Linked DNA regions of Homo sapiens: region 2 is linked to region 1. A link is an interaction called in ENCODE POLR2A ChIA-PET data of the cell type or tissue named here. Cell type or tissue: MCF 10A. All regions are shown on one strand. Links, peaks and the distances in the headings refer to the core of each region. The heading gives the core; the rest is flanking DNA.

Region 1 (7,499 bases), core at 1,014-6,013:
TTCCAGGCTCGGGGATCCATGACCTTGGTGCTGTGGGCTAGGCTGAGAGGTCCCTGAAGGAAATGCAAGAACCAAACATTGTGAGCAAAAGCTTGGACTTTGGCAGAGGCTATAACTTCTTTTTACTCTGAGTAATGCTTCATTAATCGGTTTAGGAATTAACAAGATACTGAGACTTGGGCCAGTATGGGTTTTCAAAGATTGCATGTGTCTCCAAACACCACCTCTGAGTTCCTTCCAGGGAGTAGCCCACATGACCATTGGTCTCCAGTGAATCACCAGGCCACATTTGCTGAAGTAAATGGAAGCATTGCGAGAGCAGAAAATCAGGACAGACACCTATACTTGCTAACCCAAACAACCGCCCTTTCTGAGCCACTGGAGATCAGTTATCACCAAATGGACAGATACACTCGGCAAAGTTTTTGCAGGCTTCACAGCTTGTAAATAAGAGACTGCATTCTTCATGCTCCCTCTTGTTGAATCTGGCAGAGGGAAGACCTCTGGCTCTAATCAGCTGGGCAATGACCAGTAGCTGGGCTGGCAGGAAAGAGTGATGACTCCATTTGAATAAACTTTGTGAACCCACTATAGTTAATTCAGAGGACCCATATACTAAGAACACAGGGCTTCTTATCCATGGAAAATCATCCTGGGAACACCGGTTGCTTGTTACTTATAATTTATAATGGCATACCAAATACAAATTGGCCTGTGTGGAATACATTGGCATAGATTTAATAATATTTAACATTTCTATAATTCAACATTCTGTTCATTCTTTCTTATATTCTTTTTTTTCTCTTTTTTGCCATGGAGTCTCACTGTGTCACCCAGGCTGGCGCTATCTTGGCTCACTGCAACCTCCGCCTCCCGGGTTCAAGTGATTCTCTTGCCTCAGCCTCCGAGTAGCTGGGACTATAGGCGTGTGCTACCACGCCTGGCTAATTTTTGTATTTTTAGTAGAGATGGGGGGTTCATCACATTGGCCAGGCTGGTCTCGAACTCCTGACCTCAGGTGATTCACCCGCCTGGGCCTCCCAAAATGTTGGGATTACAGGTGTGAGCCACTGCACCCGGCCCATTGTTTCTTATATACTTATTATTCTTTGTACTTTTACCAGGACTTCCTTCTTTGTAGCTTTGTTTACCCTATTCTTCCATTTACATTTTACCGATCACTTGAGTCTCCAAAAAAAATTTCTGACTCTTTGATATCACTAGGCATGATTTCCAGTTGAGTCCTTCCAGGAGAAATTTCAGAAGGTGCCTCCTTTTCTTTCTAAATGGGTCAGAGATACCTTTATTTTGGAACTGACCATGGGAAGCCTTCAGTTGTTTATATCTTGAATTGGGGCAGCAGATGGAGCTTTTCTCCCCTGTCCCCAGCACCATCCAACCTTCTTTCCTTGACCTTTTAGAAGCATTTGACATTGTGGCCCTCTCCATCTTACCTGAAGCCTTCTCCCCCTTTTGACTCCGGAGACATCATAGATAAATCAGGGCTGTGGTGAAATGGAAACACTGTGCCTTCAGAGTCATGCAAATGGGGGTTTGAATCTTGGCTCCACACAGCAGCTCTGAGGCTTGAACAAGTTCTGGAATCTCTCAAGGCTGCAGTGCTCTTATCTCAAAAAGGAGGGTGACATAATCTGCCTCGTATGCCAGTCTTCAGCCTTGAAGCCTTATTCAACTTCTGCTTTTTGAGGGTAGGGGCAGAGTTTGTACCCTGGAACATGATGCTAGCATAGTGCCTTTCACAAGATGGGCACTCACTAATTTATCTGCTTTCCACTTCCCATTTTCAGCCTAGAGTCACACCATTCATTCATGCTCCATGTGTTAGGGTTCTCCAGGGAAACAGAACCAATAGGATATATACATATATAATCCATATATTGGATTTTTGATTTTATATATATCCTTGAATATATATATATATATATATATATACATATATAGAGAGAGAGAGAGAGAGAGAGAGAGAGAGAGACAGAGACAGAGACAGACAGACAGAGAGAGAGAGACAGAGAGACAGAGAGAGATTTGTTTTAAGAAATTGGCTCATGTGATTGTGAGGGCTGGCAAGTCTGAAATCTGTAGAGCAGGCCAGTAAGCTGGTGACTCAGGTGAGAACTGATGTTGGTCTTGAGTCTGAATTCCACAGGGCAGGAGTCTGGAAATGCAGGCAGGGTTTTTATGATGCAGTCTTGAAAATAATTCCCTTTTTTTTTGAGACTGAGTCTCACTCTGTCACCCAGGTTGGAGTGCAGTGGCTTGATCTCGGCTCACTGTAACCTCCACCTCCTGGGTTCAAGTGATCCTCCTGCCTCAGCCTCCCGAGTAGCTGGGATTACAGGTACCTGCCACCATGCCTGGGTGATTTTTGCATGCGGTTTCACCATGTTGGCCAGGCAGGGAAAAGAATTTCTTCTGGGGGAAACTTCAATCTTTACTCTTTTAGGACCTTCTACTGATTGGGTGAGGCCCACATACATGATGGAGGACAATCTGCTTCAAGTCCACTGATTTCAGTGTTAGTCCCATCTAAAAAATACCTTCACAGTGACATCCAGACTGGTGTTTGATTTTTTTTTTGTTTAAAGTGGAGGTCTTGCTCTGTTGCCCAGGCCGGAGTACAGTGGTACCATCGTAATTCAATGTAGCTTCAATTCCTGGGCTCAGGGATCTTCTGCTTCAGCCTCTTAAGTAGCTCTTAAGTACAGGCCTGTGCTGCCATGCTCAGCTAATTTTTTTTTTGTTGTTGTTGAGACAGAGTCTTGCTCTGTCACCCAGGCTGGAGTGCAGTGGTGGGATCTCGGCTCACTGCAACCTCTGCCTCCCAGATTCAAGTGATTCCCCTGCCTCAGCCTCCCAAGTAGCTGGGACTACAGGTGTGCACTAGCATGCCTGGCTAATTTTTTTTTTAATTTTTAGTAGAGACAGGGTTTCACCATGTTGATCAGACTGGTCTCGGACTCCTGGCCTGAAGTGATCTGCCCACCTCAGTGTCCCAAAGTGCTGGGATTACAGGCATGAGCCACCACATCCGGCCTAATTTGTTTTGTTTTGAGACTCAGTCTTGTTAGGTTGCCCAGACTGGTATCTAATTCTTCAAGCCATTCTCCCACCTCAGCCTCCCAAAGTGCTGGGATTACAGGCTTGAGCCACTGCACCAAGCTGTGGTGTTTGATCAAGCAACTAGGCACCAGAGCCTAGCTAGGCTGACACATAAAATTAACTATCGCTCTCCACACGCTTGGCCACTGATCCTTAGCAACTGGGCCTCAGTCCAAAGTTAGAGAGCTTAACTGAAGAGGACATTGTGATGATGAAGCTTGCCGGGGGCCATAGGGATCTCTGTTAGAACTCCCTCAGGATCGGAATTCTATGTTATTGCTGGAGGCCTCTCTGAGGGTTCTTGGGGAAGTTATGTAGAAGGTGCCTCTGCTGAAGTCCTGGAGCTGACCACTCCCACCGGCTTGGCTCTGGGCTCAGCTCTGTCATGGTTGAACTGTATGACCCTGGGCAAGTCATGGGCTCTTCTGGGCCTCAGTTTACTGTCTATAAATAGGGACATTTGGACTTGATGTACCTGAAGTTCCCTTCTTGCTTTTAAACAGCTTCTCAGCTCCTTTTGTTTTACCACTAGCTTTGCAGAGACTTGTTAGGAATTTACAGCTTGTGATTGCTTCACTTTTTTGGAAATGGCTCTATGGTTTCAAACAACATTAACTTTAAAAAATTAACAATGCTGAGCGTGGTGGTTCACACCTGTAATCCCAGCACTTTGGGAAGCTGAGGCAGGTGGATCACCGGAGGTCAGGAGTTCGAGACCAGCCTGGCCAACATGGTGAAACCCCATCTCTACTAAAATACAAAAATTAGCTGGGCGTGGTAGCACATGCCTGTAGTTCCAGCTACGGGGGAGGACAAGGCAGGAGAATCACATGAACCCAGGAGGCGGAGGTTGCAGTGAGCTGAGATTGCGCCACTGCACTCCAGCCTGGGAGACAGAGTGAGACTCCATCTCAAAAAAAAAAAAAAAAAAAAAAAAGAAAAGAAAAGAAATTGACATCATGTGTTTACTGACTAGATGCTTTTTTTTCTTTTAATCACTGCGATGTCATTCATCTAGTGAGCGCTCAATACATGTTTTTTTGGATTAAAACATATTTTAAAAATTTATATATCATTAAAAAGACATTTGCACTACAGAAGCTCCTGGGTGATGATAGGTAGACCCACCCTCTCCATTAACTATCTTGTAGTTTAGAGGACTCCAGAGTATATTGGAAAGAACCAAGGCTTTGCAATAATACAGACCTGGACTTAAATCCTGAATTTTCTACTTGTCAGCTGTGCAACCGTGGTCATAATTCTTAATTTCTCTGAGACTCAGTTTATTTATCTGTAGAATTGGAGTAATGGGATATCTCCCAGAGTTGTTAAATGACATGTATGTGAACTGCCAAGCATACGGCTTAATAGAGTAAACTTGAAATAAAAATGAGGTATTTTTTGTTCTCTTCCCTTGGACTGTGTGTGGAGTCCTGGAGCACTGTAATGCCACTAGGAAGTTTGAGGCAAGAGGCTCTCTTCCAGCGATGTCAAGAAACTTATTGCTTTTTTTTTTTTTTAATCACATCAGATGGATGTGATTACCATCTGAGTGTGTCCCATCCAACAGAACGGGGTTAGGCTGTGAAGTGCTTTGCTTTTAAAACAGACAGTCCTGTACTCTAGGAATCAACAGTGCTTCCCTTTCAGGAAGAAGTGATGAATCATTACAGGAAATATTGTGTTTTTTTTTCCCCTCAAGTATCTTACCAATGAAAGTTATTAAAAATAGAAGCTTCGGTTGAGAACAACTTTGGGAGGAGTCAGAGTGGAGATGAATTTACTAGGGTTGAAGTCAACATCTTTGAGTGAGTTAATCTGGAGTTTTAATCCCTGTCACTGTCTCTCCAAGGACTCAAATCTTGGATCTTGAAAAAAAATTAATTGAAATGCTACTTGATTTCAAAAGACTTAGAATACCACTAATGATAGAAATAATGGTAACTTCTAAATAAGTAACCAAAATAGGCCTCTATTGGTAGCTGAGAAAAGCTCTTCCAGCTGCGGAAGACAGCGTGCGGCAGCGTGGGTGCTGGCGGAGACACTGATTTGATTGTGGCCATGATCATACCACGTATACGTACATCAAATCATCATGTGGTACATCTTGAATTAGTCAATCTTTATTTGTCAATTAAATATTTTTTAATTAAAAAAAAAGCAGACCGGTCGTGGTGGCTCTTGCCTGTAATCCCAACACTTTGGGAGGCAGAGGCTGGCGGATTGCCTGAGGTTGAAAGTTCGAGACCAGCCTGGCCAGCATGGTGAAACCCTGTCTCTACTAAAAATACAAAAAGCTAGCCAGGCGTGGTGGCAGGCTCCTGTAATCCCAGCTACTCGGGAAGCTGAGGCAGGAGAATTGCTTGAACCCAGGAGGCGGAGGTTGCCGTGAGCCGAGATCGCGCCATTGCACTCCAACCTTGGCAACAGAGCGAGACTCTGTCTCAAAACAAAACAAACAAACAACAACAACAAACAAAAAAACCACCACCACCACCACAACAAAACAAACAAAAAAAATGCAAGCCGAGTGTGGTGGCTCACGTCTATAATCCCAAGGAGGCTAAGGCAGGAGGACTGTTTGAGCCCAGGAGTTCAAGGCTAGTCTGGGCATCAGAGAGAGACCCCATCTCTGATTTGAATGAATGAATAAATAAAGAGGAGAAGACAGCAGAGGAGGTGGCTATGTTGCTCAGGAGGTGAGACTGACCCACATCTGCCCTCCAGCAGCGGTAAGCCCAAGGGAGGGTCTGACCATCCTTTTTACAACATCATTTGTGCTGGAGCAGAAAGTACTCACTCTGTCATTTCTCTGGGTTTCATTCAAACCCTCAATGGCTGTTAATCACCATTAACCAGTTCCTTTAAACTGCTTTGCATTTCAAAGAAGATGGGTTCTCTAACTTATTCTTTCCTTCAATTATGGCTGGCTGGAGGTTACTTTACTACCATCTACATTCTTTTTTCTTTTTATCTATTTACTTTTTTGCCTATGACATAGCCTCAGGAGGTCCTGAGTACGTGTGCCCCTCTTTGTTTTATTATTATTACTTTGTTAAACAGTGTCTTGTTCTGTCATCCAGGCTGGAGTGCAGTGATGTGATTAAGGCTCACTGCAGCCTTGACCTGCCTGCCGCAAACCATCCTCCCATCTCAGCCTCCCAAGTAGCTGGGACTACAGATGTGCACCATGATGCCCAGCTAATTTTTAATTTTTTTGTAGAGACGGGATCTTGCTATGTAGCCCAGGCTGGTCTCAAACTCCTGGACTCAAGGGACCCTCCCACCTTAGCCTCCCAAAATGCTGAGATTACAGACATAAGCCACCGTGCCTGGCCTCTACATGCTATTTTAATTGATACTCCCCAAATACCTGCAGCTGGCACTTGGTGGCATGCATGATCTCAGCCCCATCTCCTCTGAGCGGATTCCTCCACAGCAGCTGGGCTCACGCAGCCACTTGTCTCAGCTCCACCTTCTCATGGACTCAACAAAGCTGTTTCCAGCAGGGCTGATTTTAACCAAGGGCTGGGGGTCTCGGGTTCCTGCTCTTCTTTTCCAGAGTGGAAGGTGAGTTTGTTTTTTGCCTTACTCGGGGCCTTTTCCCTGCACTGGATGCTTCCTTACCTGTCAAGCCCAAGCAGCTTTTAGAACTGATTGCTGACATTTGTGTTGAGAGAAGAGAGAATGAAAAAGAGCGGGCTGCGCGTTGTGGCTCACGCCTGTAATCCTAGTACTTTGGGAGGCCGAGGCGGGTGGATCACTTCAGGTCAGGAGTTCAAGACCAGCCTGGCCAACATGGTGAAACCCTGTCTCTACTAAAAATACAAAAATTAGCCGGAAATCGCTTGAACCCGGGAGGCAGAGGTTGCACTGAGCCGAGATCGTGCCACTGCACTCCAGCCTGGGCAACAGAGCGAGGCTCTGTCTCAAAAAAAAAAAAAAAAAAAAAAAAAAAAAAGAGCAAGCACTACAGAGAACTCGAGCAGGCTATTTCTGGAGAACCTGCTCCCTGTCACCCCTTTTAGTGCTGGGCAGGGCTGGAAGAGATTGTCATTTGTTGACTGTCCTTGGGCTCTTGAAACGGAGTCAAACAGCTTCGTGTCTGCGACCCAGACCTCTGGTGGTGGGTCCCAGGGAGGGATGGCTTTGTTCTGTTCATCTTGTCTATCCCTCCATTTGGGCCACGGAGGGAAGGGAGTCTCTGGCCAGCCTCACTCCTGAACACACGGAGGCTGAGGCGGGCCTAAGTTCTGTGGCAGGCGAGAGCTGTTCACAGATTGTGTTCTTGGAGGTTTGCTGCTCACATTCCAGCAGGGTCAGGAAACAGGAAGCCAAACAAAGGAAAGAAACACAGAGGAAGAGACCTAAAGGGACAG
Region 2 (7,499 bases), core at 980-5,979, 330 kb after region 1:
GGATTCAAAGCCTGGCCAAGCTAGTTGACCACCTGTGAGGCCATGGACAAGTTCCTTATATCTCAAATCACTAATTTTCTTACCTACAAATTGGTGGTAGTAATGCATTGGTTTGTACAAAGGATTCAATGAGTTAATATATGTTGTATTAGTTTGCTACTGCTGCCATAACAAAGTACCACAGACTGGGTGGCTTAAAAAACAAAATTCCCTTTTCTCATGGTTCTGGAGGCTGGAATCTGAGATCAAAGTGTTGGCAGGATTGGTTTCTTCTGAGGCCTCTCTCCTTGGCTTGTAGACAGCCGCCTTCTCCCTGTGTTTTCTTATGGTCTCCTCTCTGCGTGTATGTGTGTCCTAATCTTCTCTTCATATAGGGAAACCAAGCATATTTGGATTCAGACCCACCCATACGACTTCATTTTACCTTAATTACCTCTTTAAAGACCCTATCTCCAAATAAAGTCACATTCTGAGGTACTAGGCATTAGGACTTCAACATAGGAATTTTGGGAAGGGACACAACATATGAATCTTGGGAATTCATCCCATAGCCTATAAGAAATACCTAGAACATGCTATACTTTTAGTAAATGCTGAGTCCCTTCTCTTCTCCACTTCCAAGGTTTAGTGTCAATAAGATATGAAGCATGTACACAGGCTCTTTGAATTTTTCAGGTTCCTTGACAAAGGTACTAAATTGCAGGATAATCCCATTAAAATGGGATGTCCATTGTTGCTCACACAAGGGCCAGCAGTTTAAAAATGGAGGCAAACTCGGCTGGGTGTGGTGGCTCACACCTGTAATCCCAGCACTTTGGGAGGCCAAGGTGGGTGGATCATGAGGTCAGGAGATTGAGACCATCCTGGCTATGGTGAAACCCCATCTCTACTAAAAATACAAAAAATTAGCTGGGCATGGTGGCGGGCGCCTGTAGTACCAGCTACTCGGGAGGCTGAGGCAGGAGAATGGTGTGAACCCGGGAGATGGAGCTTGCAGTGAGCCAAGATGGCGCCACTGCACTCCAGCCTGGGCGACAGAGCGAGACTGTGTCTCAAAAAATAAATAAATAATTGAGGCAAACTCATCTTCACTTTACACCTCAAAAAGTGTAAGTCAAAATATAAAGAGGAAATTTTTAACTCCAGACCTCTCAGATCTCATTGATTTTTCTCTTGTTCAAAGGCAAGCAAAAAAAGTATTGAGCAATACACACAACAATGATGACAACTACAATGACGTGACAAGGGTGATCATAGCAGCTAACATTTACTGAGGACAAACACAGTCCTTTTTGCCTTTTAAAGGAAAGTCCTTTAAGTGCATTCTCCCATTTGATCTATCAACAACTCTACAAATGGTAGCTGTGTGTGCTTTAAAACAAGCTGAAAATTTTTTTAGAAAAAAAACACACATTGGGAATTTCTACATGTAAGAAAGGATAAAATCAGTCTTGATTTCATGAGAGGACTCACCAGTTCAGATTATTATTGTCACTCTAAATGTAGTTTTGCTGACATAAATACTATCTGGGTACCCTAGGGGCTGCTGACATCCACATTTGGAATTGTTGCATCTTCCGGAACAGAGATTCCTTGGTAGGTGTCAATTGATCTAGAGAGCTTGGAGGGGGCCTGCTTACAAGTCCTTCTCTACCTAGCACACTGCTCTGCATACCATGAAGATATAATAAGTATTTATAGAGTGAATGCTGCACCTTCCCCTCCAGACTCTGAGTTCCCTTCTCCCTTTAGGGTCATCACAGCCAGCAGCTCCGATGGACTCATAGATTAAACCCCTCCTATGGCCAATCAAAGACCCCCAAGAACACACTGTTGAAGATGAGAGGGCCCACCACTTGGGCCCTTGGTAATTTACTCTCAAATGCTCGGGGATTTTGAGCAAGAATCTTAGTCACGTGAACATATCTGTAAAACAGTTGTTGGGAAGGCAGAAAGACCAAATGTTGAAATTCTAAAGTTTTTACTTAATGACACTTCTACATACCCTTTCCAGGAGGGACCGATGTGGCAGCTTCCACTGATAATAATGGAAACGCACATTTTGAGACGTTGCAAGTCATGGACATGCCCAGGCCATGGTGCTGCCTGTTGGACGGTGCTTTGCTTGTTTCTGTCTGAAGAGGCTGGTTGCCTTTTTCTCATTCAGCTCAATGCAAACACCCATCAAGAAGGGTCAAGTGGGCATTGCTTTCAGAGTCTCCTTCAGGCTTGAACAAAGGCTTTGGAGACAGACAGGCATGCAGGGGTGCACACAGAGAGCTGCCCTCTGGCACTTCACTCTCTGGACATGCTCAGGCCTGTGGGCAGGGCCTTGAGTTTCTGGCCTGCCGTCAACTCCATTGAGCAGCGGCCTTGGCTGGGTCATACACAGCATTTTTTTCTGTCTGAAGGATGACCTGGTTAGCAAAGGACAAATACTAGCACTCCCAAAAAATAATTAAGTCTTTGGACCCTTTTCTGCAAACACAAATCTGTGTGAGGTTTTCTGGAGCAAATGCTGTAGGCTACATTCCAAAGGCCAAGAAGAAAAATACCACGCTGGTCAGTCACCCATGCTGTCTCCATAAATAGCACCATGCATTTCTGAAGCAATGAGCGATGTTAGACAATCCTCTTTATGGTACCAGTGGGACAGTGGCTTTAAGGGCCATGGATATGACAAAGAAAACAAGGGATGGACAGAGGGCGAAATCAGTCAGATCACAGTATGTTGGTTAAGTCACTTAATTACGCTGGAGCTCCATTATTCTCCGTTTTAAAGTTAGGCTGGCTCAGTGTGGTGGCTCACACCTGTAATCCCAGCACTTTGGGAGGCCAAGGCAGGAGGATCTCTTGAGCCCAGGAGTTCGAGACCAGCCTGGACAACAAAGTGAGAACCTGCCTCTACAAAAAATTTATTTTAAATAGCTGAGTGTGGTGGTGTGCACCTGTGGTCCCAGCTATTTGGGAGGCTAATGTGGGAGGATCGCTTGAGCCCAGGAAGTTGAGGGTGCAGTGAGCCATGATTGTGCCACTGCAACCCAGGCTGGGTGATACAGTGAGACCATGTCTCAACAAATAAAATAAAAAGGTTCAGCTGATACTGATAACTCTGTTCCATAAGGTAGTCCACTTAACCAGAGCCCATTTATCGAGAGCCTGCCATGTGCAGAGTCCTGCATAAAGGCTGGTGGTGAGATTGAATAGAATCGTGTAGTGAAGACACAGCCAAGCTGCTGCCTCATCAAAGGCTCTCCCTAAACGTTGGGTGACTGTGGGAAGTGGTTGGGGAAAGAGGACACATTAGGCCTGGGTTCTTTTAAAATGTGGATATTCGTTCAGGTTCTTTAAATAGTTATTGAAACTATTAAAAATTACTTTCTTCCACAGGAATAATGATTGAGCACCAGAAACAGACAAGCGAGGTCCTGGGAATAGAGCATAAACACAGGAAAAGCAAACTCCATTCTGGCTTGGGGGGACCTTGACTAAGCTTTGACAAATGTGCACAGACTCCCAAGAGGATCCAAGCCTTCAAATCCAGGTTCAAACAGGTAAAGAGTGGAGGGGCAAGGTGCCAGTTAAGTTGGGGGAAAGGCGATGAAAGGGGCAGATTAATATATTACAAGGAAAACTATAGGAGAATTCCTGGGAACAAACTAGCAGACATGTTTATCCTGCAAGAAGCCTGGGTGATTTGAGCGTTTGGCTGGAGGGAGGGGAAGAAGGAGCTAGCATTAATCATGCTCCCAAATTCAACTCCAGCATCTAACGAAATAGACAATAACTGGTTTCGCCACTCCTGTTCCTCACATCCCCTGGGGTCAAGGCCTGGCTGGAATTCAAACAGGATTTCAGATCGGGCCTGGAAAGTTGTGTACATTTAAGTTCATTCTGGAAGGCATGCTTGATATAGAAATGGATTTTTCTTGGTCTAATTTTGAGAGGATCTGAACTTAGTGAGAGTAAGTGGGTGCTTTAAATAATCTCCTACTCTTTTTTTCTTAAGAGGAGAATTTATCGCAGAGACTGGCCAATGGCACTGACCACACCTATTTCAAGTCCTAGCTTGGAACATAGATTTTTTGTGTTTTTAATGGAAAAATAGAAGTCCTTGTAAACTACCATTTACCTTTCATTTGCCTCTTCCTCATGTTGTGTGATTTCTTTTGGCATCATAGTGCTCCCCTAAAGGGTCCACCAAGGTGAACTTGGCTAGGCAGTGCTTCAAAACACCCCATCGGTGGAGATTAAGGATGACAGGTCAAAACCAATGCCACTCTTGGGCTGCCTGGCATGCACCTAGGAAATCAGGCACACCCATGCTGAAATAAGGAATCGACTTTGCTCAGGAAGAGTCATCTATGCATTTCTTCTTTCGGTGATATATGTAGTAGGGGTCAAGGGTGGGGACCGAATTTGGAGAGAGCAGGAGAGAAGGGCTGGAGGGGTGGATGAGATGGCAGACAGGGGAAGTAAACTAAGGGTAAACCAGAACATCCCATGACACCAGTTATGAGGAGACTCGCTAGTGCTGAAGTTTCTGCTGTGCCAAAGACGCCTGTTTCAGGATGAGTCCAATTTTAGCCCAGGAGAAATAAATCAACTATAGGGCAAAAGGTTTAATGAGTAAAATGTATCATTCCAAAAATGTGATGCAGTCCACATCCAAAGTTTCTAGGTCAAATAACATGAGGAACTAATGCAGAAAAAGAAAGCAGCTGCCTGGGCGTGGTGGCACGGGTCCCAGCACCAGGTCCTCACACCACATCCTTGTACCACATCCTCCCAACCTCCTACCACTGGGGTCCTGCCCAGCCAGGAGGCAATGGGAGGGAAACCCAGCCTTGCAATTCTTTAATTTTGGGGAAAGTGAGGTGGGGAGTTTCTGACTTGTATATCCTTTAATTAAAGGGAATCTGACCTCTTCTATGATGATAATAATAATAAAATGTCTCAGAAGAGAATGGGAGCGTGCAAGAGAGTTATGCATTATGCACAAGACAGCAGGGCTTGGAACAGTAAAATCTTGTTTGCTCACGCGGCTCTGAGTAACCTAAGGGGGAAAAAACTCAGAACATTATTGATTAGATGCCAATTCACATGGCTCTCTTTGTCTGCTTTTTATTATCAGTATTTCTTTAAAAGGTTAATAGATCCTGGTCCTGACAAGCGTGAAGCCAGGAGGTGGGCTCTTATCCAGTGTTTTCATTCTTCAGCCCTCAAGAGACAATGATTAGATCTTAATATTGAATGCACAAACCACACTCACTGTGTGAACTTTCTGAGAGAGCTCCCCACCTAAAGACAGAAGAAGTGAAGAAGTTTTATTGGAAGGATTGTCAAAGGCGGGGGGCGGGGAACACTTTGAGTCTCTTTGAGCCAGTTGATTAGGGGTGAGTTGATTTTCTTATGAACACTCTAAATCTACTCTCCCTGGGGGCAGGGAAACCTGAGAAGCTTGGATTTCAATGATTTAATTCCCCTTCTAAGAATAGCCAAAACTGGGGTGGAGAGAAGCTAATGAAGTCAACCACAGAAAGAACATTTGCAAATTGAGCAAAGCCCTGTGAATCTTAGGTAATAGCTGGGAGCCGAGTTTCTTTCTTCCACATCTCATAAACTACAAAATAACTCAGCAAAACATGTCAACCAATGGATGCTCTCCACAGGTTACATGATCTAAAGCTGAGATACAAGAAGCCAAACACAATTAAAACGTGCTTCCATTGGTAGGTTCATGGTGATGCTTTGCAGAGGTATCACCTAACCTACCAAGCTTTGGACATGCTTTATTCATTACAACACTGTCAAGATTAAGTTGCCACGACTTCATATCCCAGTTCATGAATTGCATCTACATACACCATATAATGAGCCTCACCAGTGTACGGAATGTGGACAGGTCTTCCCTTAATGCTGGGATTAATTAGTTAGTCTCTGGATGTGCCCTTGAGGTTTAGCGATTCACTTCACTCCCCAGTGCAGTGAATCCAAAAAGTACAAGATCCTTTCTCCAAGGAGGAGATGCAAATTCACAGATAGCCTGAAGCCTAACCTTGGGTTAGCCCCTGAGATCGACCCAGTTCCTTCTTACAGCAGGATCTCCTTGTGATGGCTTGGCAGGATTGACTGAGCTAGTGCTTCCTTCCAATGTTTGATTGGTTAAATAAAGATATCTTTCAATGTTTATATAATAGCATTCAGAACATAGTCTCCAGGGTAACTAGTGAGTAGAAATGGCAACATGTATGAGTCGGAATATTAAAAAGGAAATACACAAATCAGTCTTTCATTTCAAGGGTACATTTGATGTTGCATATCAATATCATTTTACATTTGAGGGTGAGCCCACCCTATGTTCCCTGTGAGCTGTGAGCAAGAGACAATAATCACACCCAATCCCAGTGGAGGCTACAGGTGAGGGGGAGGAGCAAAAACCATATAAACCGGTCTTTTCCATTCTGTTAGGAATAAGATGACATGAACAGCTTTTCCTGCCACAGTATCTCACCAACAGATTAGTTTTTAAAGGGAGGTTAAATCTGTTTGAACCTTGGCAAATTTGTTACTATAACCGTAGCATAGTTGTACGTGAAAACCAAATATTATTGTCCTTTATTATTCTGCTTTGTCTCCCATGTTTTTCCCATGGCTCTTAAAACAAAAGTGCTCAGCCAGGTTCTCACCCTTTGTCACTGAATGGAATGCATATTTTTGAAGGCTGATATACAGCTTAAAAAGGCAGCCGAATTTATATGTGATTTGAATAGTTGGCACCGTCATGCCAACTACTAGCGCTATCTATTCAAAAGGCAGCATCATTTTTCCTAAGGCCTTTCCTATGGTCTGTTTTCTAGGGCAAGTTGTCTCTCCATGGTGTCTGCTGCCTTCTCATACTCTTGGCTGACTTATATTCATTCCCTGGACACTCGGGAACACACTCCCAGAGCAGCCAGATTCAGAGTCAGTTTGTCCTTCATAGATAGGCAGTAAAACATTCCAATGTAGTTCCTCTGAGAGGGCTAGAATCGCTCGAGTTCTCTCCTGCTAGTTTGTCAAAAAAACTCCTGGGTGGACGTTTAACACCAGCAACAGTGCCAAAAATGGAATAGTTTCTCGTAGGAATTATATATGCTTATTCTTAAGGCCATGTAAGTAGACCCAATGAAGGCCTACTATCTTCTTCTTGGACATCACCACGGGATGGTGTGTGTGTGTATGTGTGTGAGTGTGAGTGTGTGTGTGACAGAGAGAGAGACACAAAGAGAGAAAACATAGGAATGCCAGATCCTCTCTTGTCTAATGGACAGTTTTTCAAAAGGAGCAGTGAGAATTCCTGGGGATTCACCGGTCAGTCTCTTCCAGTGTTTATCATCTCACATTACTCTCAGAAGTAACTTGTTAAGAGTAACTCATCTAAGAACAGAAGTTAGTTATACCGAGAAAAATATTCTAGACCTTGATGCCTTTCGTTTTTAATTTCCTTGTGCGTTTTA

The links. ChIA-PET counts read pairs that join two places held together with the same protein. Peaks named below come from ENCODE experiments on the same cell type or tissue, not always from the same donor. Only the 100,000 strongest peaks of a DNase experiment are listed, where the experiment ranks them.
Region 2: POLR2A ChIA-PET joins it to region 1 with 6 read pairs; 1 of 35 experiments calls an interaction of 5 or more read pairs at or near these places.

Annotation. Positions count from the first base shown.
Region 1 is chr18:22,210,180-22,217,678 of GRCh38, forward strand. It overlaps LOC105372017 (a long non-coding RNA gene), which reads left to right and starts at 5,720. Exons shown (of 3, transcript XR_935279.3): 1 at 5,720-5,852; 2 at 6,500-6,690. RefSeq lists an enhancer at 5,655-6,304. In MCF 10A, for the core only: no CTCF peak of the experiment used is centred there; DNase peaks (open chromatin) are centred at 3,332, 3,592 and 4,782.
Region 2 is chr18:22,540,168-22,547,666 of GRCh38, forward strand. LOC124904265 (a long non-coding RNA gene) reads left to right here. Exons shown (of 3, transcript XR_007066310.1): 2 at 3,391-3,554. Among named protein-coding and RNA genes, the nearest start is that of CTAGE1, 130 kb to the left of the region's middle. In MCF 10A, for the core only: no CTCF peak of the experiment used is centred there; DNase peaks (open chromatin) are centred at 2,314 and 3,794.